Regions from separate parts of the Homo sapiens genome. Here region 1 is linked to region 2. A link is a contact called in ENCODE Hi-C or POLR2A ChIA-PET data. All regions are on one chromosome and are shown on one strand. The core of a region is the stretch at or near the end of the contact, and the rest is flanking DNA. Distances in the headings are between cores, read along the strand shown. Region 1 holds the start of FDXR (ferredoxin reductase). Region 2 holds the start of ABCA5 (ATP binding cassette subfamily A member 5).

Region 1 (5,392 bases), core at 812-3,311, 5.5 Mb before region 2:
GTACGAACTTCCATTATGTGCTAGCCAGTGTGTGAAGCCCTGGGGGTATAAGAGCTGAGACTGGGTCCCCATCCTCATGGAGCTTATAATGTAGTGCAGGGGTGGTCAAACTCTGTAAAGGACCAGATAGTAAATATCTGGGGCTTTGCGAACCATATGATCTCTGTTACAACTACTCAATTGTGCCATCAAAGCACAAATATAGCCATAGACAATATGTAAAGAAGTAAGCATGGATGTCTTCCAATAAAGTTTTATTCAAACTGAAGTCTGAATTTCATGTAATTTTTACGTGTCACAAAATGTTGTTTTTTACCATTAAAAATATAAAAACAAGCTGGGTGTGGTGGCTCACTCCTGTAATCCTGGCACTTTGGAAGGCCGAGGTGGGAGGATCGCTTTGAGTTCAGGAGTTCGAGACCAGCCTGGGTGACATGGCAAAACCCCATCTCCACAAAAAATGCAAAAATGAACCAGGCGTGGTGGCAGGCACCTGTGGTCCCAGCTACTCCGGAGGCTGAGGCCTGAGGCTCGCTTGAGCCAAGCCAGGAAGCAGAGGTTGCAGTGAGCACCACTGCACTCCAGCCTGGGTGACAGAGCAGGACCCTGTCTCAAAAAACAAAATCAAAACCAAAAACAAAAACCCCAAAACCTCCAAAAAAACAAAAACAGTAAAAGCCATTCTTGTTGGTCATCCAAAACATGCTGGTGGACAGTATTTGGCCTGCAAGCTATAGTTTGCCTACTCCTGGTCTAGTGGGACAGGCATAAAACACAGTGACCTATTAGAAAGCAGACAGCATTTACTTACCAGTGGGAGGGAGGGGAAGTGACCAGTAAGGGCACAGAGGACTCCTGGGATACTGGCCATGTTTTATTTCTTGATCTGGGTGGTGGTTATATGGTTACACCTTGTGATATATTGTCAAGTTGTACACTCATGATTTGTGCACTTTTCTGTATGTTATTATTGAATTTAAAATCTCATTAAAAACGACAACCAGTGTAGTAAGTCATGATGGGATAAGGTCAGATGCTGTGGAATGAGAGGCCTTTAACTCCTTGGAACTTGGGAGGGGACGGGTCAGAGAAAAGGCTTCTCCAAGGAAGTAATATTTGACAAGAGGGCCCATGGGGAAAAGGAAGAGGGGTTAGGCTTATTGGGTCAGCTGTGACTACGGATCCTGTCCTTATTTTTAAAAACATTTTGATCATAGACTTTTTGCATTACTTTTGACCTTTTAAAACGTTGCAGTATTATATTTATCTTGATTACTGAGTGTTTTGGAGCCCCCTTAAATTCTGAACCCGAGGGGAGTACCTCAACTCTGGTCCCGGCTCGGCTGCACGGGGGTCGGACGCTCTGTCCTTAGTACCATACGTAAGCCACTGCCCCGCCCCGCTTTTCTTCACCTATGTAATGGGAAAGGAGGTGAGGTGGGACGAGCTTTCCAGGGTTTAATATTCTCCCTGGCCCGGCAAAGACGGGGATTTGAGGGGTTACATCGGCACAACACCCGGGGTCGAAGAAGGAGGCTGCTGGGCTCCGGGAAGGAGCTCCCTCGCCCCAGACTTCCGCACTCTGGTTATTTCCCAACGGCGGGAAGGCTCGCTTGGAGCCGGACTCGTGATTGGCTAGGACGAAGTCACGTGGGAGGATTCGCAATCAAATGGCAAGGGCGTCTGCGTCATCAGTGAGCGACGAGAGCCTCCCGAGAGGGGCGCGGCTAAGTAAAATAAGCTCCTTTCTTAGTGGCTGTTTCCTTGGGGAGGGACTGAAACAGCGATGGGGATTCGCTCTCTTCCAACCCTAGGCTTCCGGGATTTGGAGGGAAGGTGAGGCCTGGGGAGAAATGTATTAAATCGCGTATACCCCGGATGCTCCGAGGGGCGGGGCTTCGACGGTGGGGCGTAGTTAAGGGCGGGTCTCTCTTTTGGGGGCGGGATTCTCTCGGGAGTCGGGGTGGAGCCGCAAGGCTCCGCTTTCCCGGAGCGCAGGGGGCGGGGTTTGGGGCGGGGCCTCGCTTGTGGGCGGGCCCGGGCAGGAGCGGGCTTGCCCTGCGGAGCAGTAGCTAGGAACAGATCCACTTGCAGGTTGCTGCTCCCAGCCATGGCTTCGCGCTGCTGGCGCTGGTGGGGCTGGTCGGCGTGGCCTCGGACCCGGCTGCCTCCCGCCGGGAGCACCCCGAGTAGGAGCAGGGCGCCTTTGGGGCTGGATGGGAGCGCGGGGAGGCCTGCGAGCGCTGAGTAGGGGTCGGAGCAGAGCTGGGGCAGGGCTGGAGAAGGGTGAGACTGAAGGGGTGTCTTCCTGCTGGCGAGATCCCGGTGGTGTACGGGGGTGGGCGGAGATCTGTGCGTGAGATGTGAGGCTTCTAGGGTTAGAGACGGAGGTCAACAAAGGTGAAAAGGAGAGACTTTGAGATCTACAGGTGTGAGACGGGGTGAATGGAGGATGATACGGAGGTCTGTGGGGCGAGAGGAAAGTCTGAGTCGAAACAGGGATCTGTAGGAATAAGACGGGTCTATATGGGCAATATAGCGTTTTGTGGAGAGAGAGAGGGGTTAGAGGAGGGACACCGTGGGGAGACCCACGGGGGCGAGATTGGGATGATATGGAGGCCGTTGGAAGGATGTGGGATTCTAGCCGATTGGATAGGGAATGAAGTGTTGTTGGGCAGGCCATTGGCAGTGGTGTAGTAGGTTCATGGGTGAGATGTGGGCTCTGGATGAACCCACAGCCTTTGGGGGTTCAGATGAAGTAAGAGACCCTGCAAATGCCAAAGCCTTGAGGAACAAGAGAAGGAGGATGCAGGTGAGGGTGAAGCTTGGGAAGTTCCAGCTTCTGTTGGATATTCAGGTTGGTTTGGGACTGGGGAGAGAAGTTAATTTTGACCTTTTCCCTCTCCTCTGCCTGGCCCCAGGCTTCTGCCACCATTTCTCCACACAGGAGAAGACCCCCCAGATCTGTGTGGTGGGCAGTGGCCCAGCTGGCTTCTACACGGCCCAACACCTGCTAAAGGTAAGCCACTTACTCATAGTCCATCATTCACCTGCTGCTCCAGTCCTAAGGGCAAGCCTCACCCGCTTTGGGTTTTAAGAGCACTCCTGGTTGCCTTATGGGGAAGGGGCTCCCAGCCATCTGGCCTGGACACTTCCCACTTGCTTCCTCACCTACACCTGAGGCTCCCCTCCCCTCCCGTCCTCAGTGTGACAGGGGTGTAAAACGCACATTGGTGGTGAGTGGTCAGTGGCAGGTGGTCAGCTTTGCCTCCCTGGCCAAGCACTCCAGGGGGCTTATGTAGACCTGCAAAATGACTTTGTCCTCCTTCATCTTCCCTCCTCTCTCGTCTATCTTCACTCTATCCCAAACATCCTACATCTCGAGGCTACCCACCTCCTCCGCTTTCTGTAACTTTACCTGCCTTGCCATGCCCTCCTCACCCATAGCTCCAGTCCTCCGTGCCATTCTGTTCTTTCAGCCTGCCCTCTGCCCCTCCCCCTTCCCCTGTGAAGGCCAGGATCTCAAGGCTTTCAGTGTCTGCCTCGGCAGGAAGGGCCCCAAGCCAAGGCTACAGGTTCTACTTGAGACTCCACATCAGACTTTGGGACAGAGTAGAGAGGGGATACCCAGGTTAACTGAGACGTGAGACAGTTGCCTAGCTTTGGAGAGGCTTGGAGTGTCCGTGGAGAGACAAGAGAAAGGATGAATATCTTAATTATACACACACACACAGATGCTTGAAATGTAGGGTGACCAACTGGCCTGGACTGCCCAGGACAAGGGGCTTCAGCGCTAAGCTGGAAGTTCTTGGGAAACTGGGATGAGTTGATCACTCTGCTGAAAAGTGACCCGTGCATGCTTCCCAGGCAACACGGGTGAAAGAGCTAATTACAATAATGTGGGCAGCGTGAGCCGAGGCAGGTGGGGTCAATCAGAAACTGTTTCCTGGGCCGGAAGCCCAGGTGGCTCATGTCTGTAATCCCAGCACTTTGGGAGGCCAAGGCAGGTGGATCACTTGAAGTCAGGAGTTTGAGACCAGCCTGGCCAACGTGGTGAAACCCCATCTCTACTAAAAATAGAAAAATCAGCCACGTGTGGTGGCACAGGTCTGTAGTCCCAGGTACTTGGGAGGCTGAGTCGGGAGGATCGCTTGAACCCAGGAGGTGGAGGTAGCACTGAGCCAAGATCAAATCACTGTACTCCAGCCTGGGCGACAGAGTGAGACCCTGTCTCAAAAAAAAAAAAAAAAAAAAAAAGAGAGACAGTGCATTTGAGCTGCCTTGAAGCAGACCAAGGGCTTTGGTGAGGGCCTCCCACATGTGGGGAGTCATCCTGGAATGCAAGGCCTTGGGCACGCTGCCATGTGGGAGGGAGGACAGCCTGGGCTCTGGGATGGAGATCAGGGAGCACATGGGGGCTGGAGAGGCCCTGAAGGGCTTTGTATAAGGGACAGTTTTTTTTTAGCTGATCCTGACATTTTGGAAGGGAGGAGAGTAAGCTTTCCAGGCAGTGTTCTTTTTTTTTTTTTTTTTTTTTTGAGATGGAGTCTGGCTCTGTCGCCCAGGCTGGAGTGCAGTGGCACAGTCTCAGCTCACTTCAACCTCCATCTCCCAAGTTCAAGCGATTCTCCTGCCTCAGCCTCCTGAGTAACTGGGATTACAGGCGCACTCCACCACATGCAGCTAATTTTTGTATTTTTGGTTGAGACAGGGTTTCACCATGTTGATCAGGCTGGTTTTGAACTCCTGACCTCAAGTGATCTGCCCACCTCGGCCTCCCAAAGTCCTGGGATTACAGGCGTGAGCCCCCGCGCCCGGCCAGGCAGTGTTCTTAGCACGACTGTATTCAGCTGGCAGACACGTGCACATGCTTTCCTTGTGGAATGGGATGGGGAGGGGCTCAGGCCAGGTACAATCCTTGTTCTGATCCTTGGGCTGATCTTTGCCCACAGGGAGCTCCAAGCTACTGGCTGTGCTCCTAAGACAGGACCACATGCAGCACGTTTGGGACAGTGGCCCTTAGCTTGAGTCAGGCACTGAGCACAGCATCTCGTAGCATCCTCATGACAACCTGCAAAGCAGGTGTCGTGCCTCTTGCTTCACAGGTAAGGATGCTAGGGCCAAGTGAGGTTGTCCAAGCTTCCACCGTGGAGCAGGGATGGCACTGGGATCTGAGCGAAGGCAGCTCCATGTGAGGCCATCCATGTTAATCCATTCAGTAATCATTTACTGGACGTAACATGTTCTGGGCGCAGGCTTTACTGGGAACATGGGGGTGAACAGGACAGACGTGGTCCCTGTGCTCGAGGACCTGACATTCGAATGTGGAGGGGACAGGTGGATAATTTACAAGGTATTTTAGGGCTCTGACGGCTATAAGCACAGAGACTGG
Region 2 (5,559 bases), core at 2,428-4,927:
TTTGGCAAAAATGGCATAGAGACTCCATTAAATAAGGCTTTGATGTCTAGCAAATTAAAAAGTAACACAAATAGAATTCATTGTTCACCAGCAGGAGGAGGGTAGGTTGTAGGTTCGTATCTAGGGTAGCAAGCCTTATTCTCTTACTCTACATTAAATACTGTCAAAATTCCGGTTCACCATTAATTTTGTACAGCTAGGCAACTTGTGAAATCTCAATCTACAACTCCCATGATTTATGTATTCCCATCTGATTTATTTGTCTAAGAAATGTATTAATGAGATGTGGGGACTAGAATTGCCACCATGGCAACCCATCAGTATGGCTTGTTTCCCTTTCCTAGATACGGAAGCTCAGAAAGGAACATCTTCCCTGAAGCTGCTTACTTAGTACTGGGACCTGGTAACTATGGAAATTTAGATTGAGATTATATGGCTACATTGTTTACAAGGTACAAATAGTTTGATAAATAACCTGTTCAAACAGACAGTAAAATATGTCAGGGTCCATACATCAATTTGTGGCAATCTTTTTATTAATAGGTCTTATTTAGTATTCCCTCTGTTAAATTATTCTTACAACTGCATTACATCTGTATTAGTCTGTTCTCAGGCAGCTATAAGTACATACCCAAGATTAGGGAATTTATAAAGAAAAGAGGTTTAATTGACTCACAGTTTCACATGGTGAGGGAAGCCTCAGGAAACTTACAATCATGGTAGAAGGCACCTCTTCACAGGGCAGCAGGAGAGAGAATGAGTGCCGAGTGAAGGGGGAAGCCCCTTATAAAACCATCAGATCTTGTAAGAACTCACCCTCTATCATGAGAACAGCATGGGGAAAACTGTCCCCAGGATTCAATTGTCTCCTCCTGGTCACCTTTGACATGTGGGAAGTATTACAATTAAAGGTGAGATTTGGTTGGAGACACAGAGCCAAACAATATCACCATCATAATTTTGTCATTCATCCTATAAGGGGAATTTGATATCTTCCCTTTTATGAGTAGGTAGCCCTTGTTGAGTGGGTGGTGACATTTTGTGGGGGAAATGAAAATATTTGAATATTCTTGCTTATTATATGTGTTTTCTCATTGGAAGCATTAATAATATTTACTGTATACTATGATGCATAGGACTTGGAAATTTAAATCGGTATAAGAAGAAGCTTTCGCCTGGGTGCTATGGCTCAGGCCCGTAATCCCAGTACTTTTGGAGGCCAAGGACAGAGAATCACTTGAGCCCAGGAGCTTGATACCAGCCTAGGCAACATGGAAAAACCCTGTCTCTACAACAAAATACAAAAACTAGCCTGTGTGGTGGCATGCACCTGTAGTCCCAGCTACTTAGGAGGCTGAGATGGAAGGATCACTTGGACCTGGGAGGTAGAGGTTGCAGTGAGCTGTGATCATGGCACTGCACTCCAGCCTGGGTGACAGAGCAAAACTTTGTCACAAAAATAAAGAAAGAAAGAAAAGAAAAGAAAAAGACAAGTCAAGAAAAAGCTCTTAACCTAAGACTATTTACAATTTAATTGAAGAGATGGTAAGTAAATAAAATGATGTGAACAAGATGGTAGTATGTAGGCAATTGGGAGGAGAGTGAGATCATTTTGTCCAGGGTGATGAGATTTTTGGAGAATTGGGTTTTGGTCATGTCATTTAGAAACAAGAGTAAAAGCATGAGCAGACAGAATGAATGACAGAGAACATTACAAGGATAAGAAATGTAAGAAATAAATGCCTAGAATAGTAGTAGAAATGAGTAGACTTCTGAAGTTAAGGCAGGTTAAGGCTACTAGTGAGAAGTGTTGGGGTGAAAGTATGGTTCAGTAACATGTTAACCAAGTTTATCTTTCATGTATATTTCTTTACTTGGCCCCAAATCCTAGGCCATTGAGAATTTGTAACTAAAATGTTCTAGATGTTTCCAAAAGAGACAGAATATATCAGGGATAGTTTTCATTACATGCCTTCTTTAGTTTCCTGGTGTAGTTTTTTGAATATACTTATCTCCCTTTCCCCCATCCCCATTGCTAGATCTTTTAATCCAGGGGTCCCCAATCCCCAGGCCAGAGACTGCTACCGGGATCTGTGGCCTGCGAGGAACCAAGCAGCACAGCAGGAGGTGAGCGGAGGGCAAGTGAGTGCAGCTTTATCTGTATTTACAGGGGCCCCCCATGGCTGGCATTAGGGCCTGAACTCCGTTTCCTGTCAGATCAGCAGTGGCATTAGATTGTGATAGGAGCGAGAACCCTATTGTGAACTGCGCATGTGAGGGATTTAGGTTGCGTGCTCCTTATGAGAATCTAATGCCTGATGATCTGTCACTGTCTCCCATCACCCCCAGATGAGACTGTCTAGTTGCAAGAAAACAAGCTCATGGCTCCCACTGATTCTACATTATGGTGAGTTGTATAATTATTTCATTACATATTACAGTGTAGTAACAGTAGAAATAAAGTGCACAGTAAATATAATGTGCTTGAATCATCCCCAAACCATCCTCCCTCCCCCAGAAAAAACTGTCTTCCATGAAACTGGTCCCTGGTGCCCAAAAGGTTGGGGACCGCTGTTTTAATCATCAAGGATTCTGACGAACCTCTTTGAATTTTCTATTTAATTCATATTCCATAAGTAAAACTTGATTCCTTGTTTGTTTGTTTTTCCCCTAAGAATTTAGAAAGCAGAGTGCATGTTGGGGAGACCTGGTTTAAATTCGAGAAGCAGATAACACAAAGACAAGTAAAAAAAAAAAACATGATGTACACAGGATTGACAGAATAAAAAAAAAGTCTTTGTGCAAGGGAATGTGACTATACAGAAATGTGGAGAGGAAAATACGTAATGTTAGTGTTAATAACTTTTGACCCCATTTAGGTCACTTTGAGTAATGAAGCTCAAAACACTAGATTATATTTTTAGCAAAGTAAGTGCAGTATCCAGTCTCTCACAGATGTCATGTGTCTCAGGCCGTTTGGAAAATTCAGCATCTGCCGCATTCCCAGTCTTTGATGAGGACACTCCGCGAACTACAAGCACCCTCAGTGGGAGGACCTCCCAGGTCGGGGTGTGAGGGCCAATGAGGAGGCTGGGGAGGGGAGGCAAGAGTTACGGAAACGGGGCCACAGCACTCCAGATGCCGCGGCGGGAGGAAGCGGGGCTGCAGAGGACTCAAAACGCGTTCAGAGAGGCCCATCCAAATGCCAGGAGACAGACGGCAAGGATGCTTAAGAGGAGACGTGACTGGGCGAGGCAGATGAGGAGAGGGCCGTGGGCCAAGGTCACCCGCTAAGAGGCGGCAGGTTTACCACTGAGACACGAGGCCGTGGTTTTTGCCCGTGCCTCCAGAAAGAGCGTGGCGAGATCCCCGCAGAACCCAGGCGTGGGAGGCCCTGGGGAAGAGCCACGAGGCCCGACTCTAGTGGCTCAGGGGCCCTGGGCAGCGGCGCGCCACCGCTCGCCCCACCCTCAGCCGCTCTCCTCTTCCGGGCGCGCTGCTTGCCTGCGTGCGCCGGGACGCGCGGGGCCGAGCGTCTGAAGCGCGCCCGTACGCGGAGCGGCGCTTTCTAGGAGCCCCGCCCTCAGGTGCGCTCTGCAGGAGGCGGGGCGCGACTTCGGCGCCGCCAGCTCTGCCTGCGCCAGGAGCGCGCGGGTGCGCGCGGCCGCGCCCTCGCACAGATCCCAGCTGGGTCACCCGCACTGAGTCAACAGACTGAGCGCGTCCAGGCCTGACAGCTCTGCGGCTCGGGCCCTGAGGTGAGGCGGGCGTCGCGGGCGGCGGCGGCGCTTGAGGCTAGCCTGGGACAGCCGTCCCTGGGGGAGTTGAGGGGACGAGGAGGGGCTGGCCAGCGAGGGACGGCGGGGAGAGAAGGGGAGTTCGGCGTCTGAGGTGTGGGGTGAAGCGGGCTCGGAAGCGGGCAGAGGCGGCGAGCTGAGGGAAACAGACCTCCCTCAGCTCCCGGGAAGCGCGGGTTGCCAGCCTCGGGGATGCGGTGGGAGCGCCCAGGATGCGGACGTGAGGGGGTCGGGGCCCTGCGGCGGGGGCTCCGCGAGGCTCCCCTGGGACCGGGTCCGGCCGTGGGACTTCGGGACACTGCCTTTGCCTGGACGCTGTCGTTCCACCCTCAGCAACCTCAGGGAAAGAAGGAAAACAAATATTGATGTAAATTTCCGTCTGAACAGCTGGGTAATGAGCGCTTGCTCTTCCCTGCGAGGTTACGCGCGGATCATTACCTTGCGTGTTAAAAGGAGTTTCAGTGAGAAGAAAATGCGCAGATCTCATGACACAGTTTGGGAGGGAAATTCCCTGATCCTAAAACACGAATAGGAGCTCCAGGCATGGAAATACTTAATTGGATCGGAAAGCTGGGCAGGCTGGAGCTATTAAGCTGAAGGAGGTTTTCCCCTGGGCTCCTCAGGCTTCGATTTACGTTTTAAATAAATAAGTCCGAAAATAATGAAGATAATAACCACGTTTACTTTCTACAAGGGCGTTCTGAAGGAATCTAAGGGAAGAGGAGTATTTGCTGGACTACAGCTTTAAGCCAGGCTCGGTATTAGCTCTTTTCATTCTGACAGCAACCCTGTAGGATTGGAGGGGGTTATTCCAGTTGGGCAGGTGTGGAGAATGGGCCTCAAAGAGGTTAAGTAACTTATTAAGGTCTCAGCTAGTAAAAGGATGGAGTTGAGATTCCAACCCGGGCTGCCAGACCCTAATTCTGGTGCTTTATTTAGTATATTTTGTGTTTGCCGGGAGAGCAATATTGTATGTGTTTTAGGGAAGACTCCATAGTAGGGAACATTATTAGGGCAGTTAGGGCTTTGTGGGTATTTGTGTTAAAATCAAACTAAAGAGGCGTTAATCTTTGCATATGTGCTGTTTGAGTATATTTCCTTTCAAACAGATTTAGTGTAGGGAAATCTTACATTCACTATAAGAGCAAATTTATTAGTACATTCCATGTGTATTGCATGTCTTTTATTTTTAAAGAGACAGCGTCTCGGGCTAGAGTGCAGTGGTGCGATCAAAGTTCACTGCAGCCTTGAACGTCTGGACTCTAGGGACCCTGCTGAATAGCTGGGGCTACAGGCGTGTGTCACTGCGCCCAGGTAATTTTTTATTTGTTTTTCAGAGACGAAGTCTTGCTATATTGCCCAGGCTGGTTTGTTGCATGTCTTTTACATTCCAGATACCATACTATGTGCCAAGAGTACCGATATGAATACAATTTATAATCTCTGTCCTTGAGTTTAGTTGAGAGGGTGATTGCATAAAAGAATTTTATGATATTGTACTAAGTCATAACTTTTCTAGTATGTAAATTAGTTGGATTAAAAATAGTTTTAAGGGCAAGCTTTTAAGGACCTATTATGCATAAGAAAATTTATTGGATGACTTGTCCTCTGTGTACCATTGCATTGTTATTTTCTCCCTCAGCAAGAAACACTGTGATAAAATTTAGGTTAAATTATATTGACAACTAGCATTTTTTTTTTTTTGAGACAGGGTCTCATTCTGTCACCCAGGATGAAGTGCAGTGGCAGGATCTTGGCTCAC

Evidence for each region. Hi-C counts contacts between places; a loop is a spot of excess contacts on that map. ChIA-PET counts read pairs that join two places held with the same protein, here RNA polymerase II (POLR2A). Pooled maps may share reads with other maps.
Region 1: a loop to region 2 is called in a pooled map, with 6 times the contacts of the local background. The contact joins the promoter of FDXR here to the promoter of ABCA5 in region 2. A Hi-C loop is called at or near these places in 1 of 50 pooled maps. POLR2A ChIA-PET finds 5 or more read pairs at or near these places in 2 of 52 experiments (GM12878 and PC-3).

Annotation. Positions count from the first base shown.
Region 1 is chr17:74,869,663-74,875,054 of GRCh38, reverse strand. It overlaps FDXR (ferredoxin reductase), which reads left to right and starts at 2,061. Exons shown (of 12, transcript NM_024417.5): 1 at 2,061-2,189; 2 at 2,922-3,019. The coding sequence starts at 2,111. It also overlaps a transcript of FADS6 not described here. RefSeq lists enhancers at 11-911, 1,532-1,761, 1,717-2,011, 1,809-2,709 and silencers at 1,922-2,151, 2,192-2,321.
Region 2 is chr17:69,325,251-69,330,809 of GRCh38, reverse strand. It overlaps ABCA5 (ATP binding cassette subfamily A member 5), which reads left to right and starts at 3,677. Exons shown (of 39, transcript NM_172232.4): 1 at 3,677-3,758. RefSeq lists an enhancer at 3,171-3,310 and silencers at 3,391-3,770, 3,901-3,990.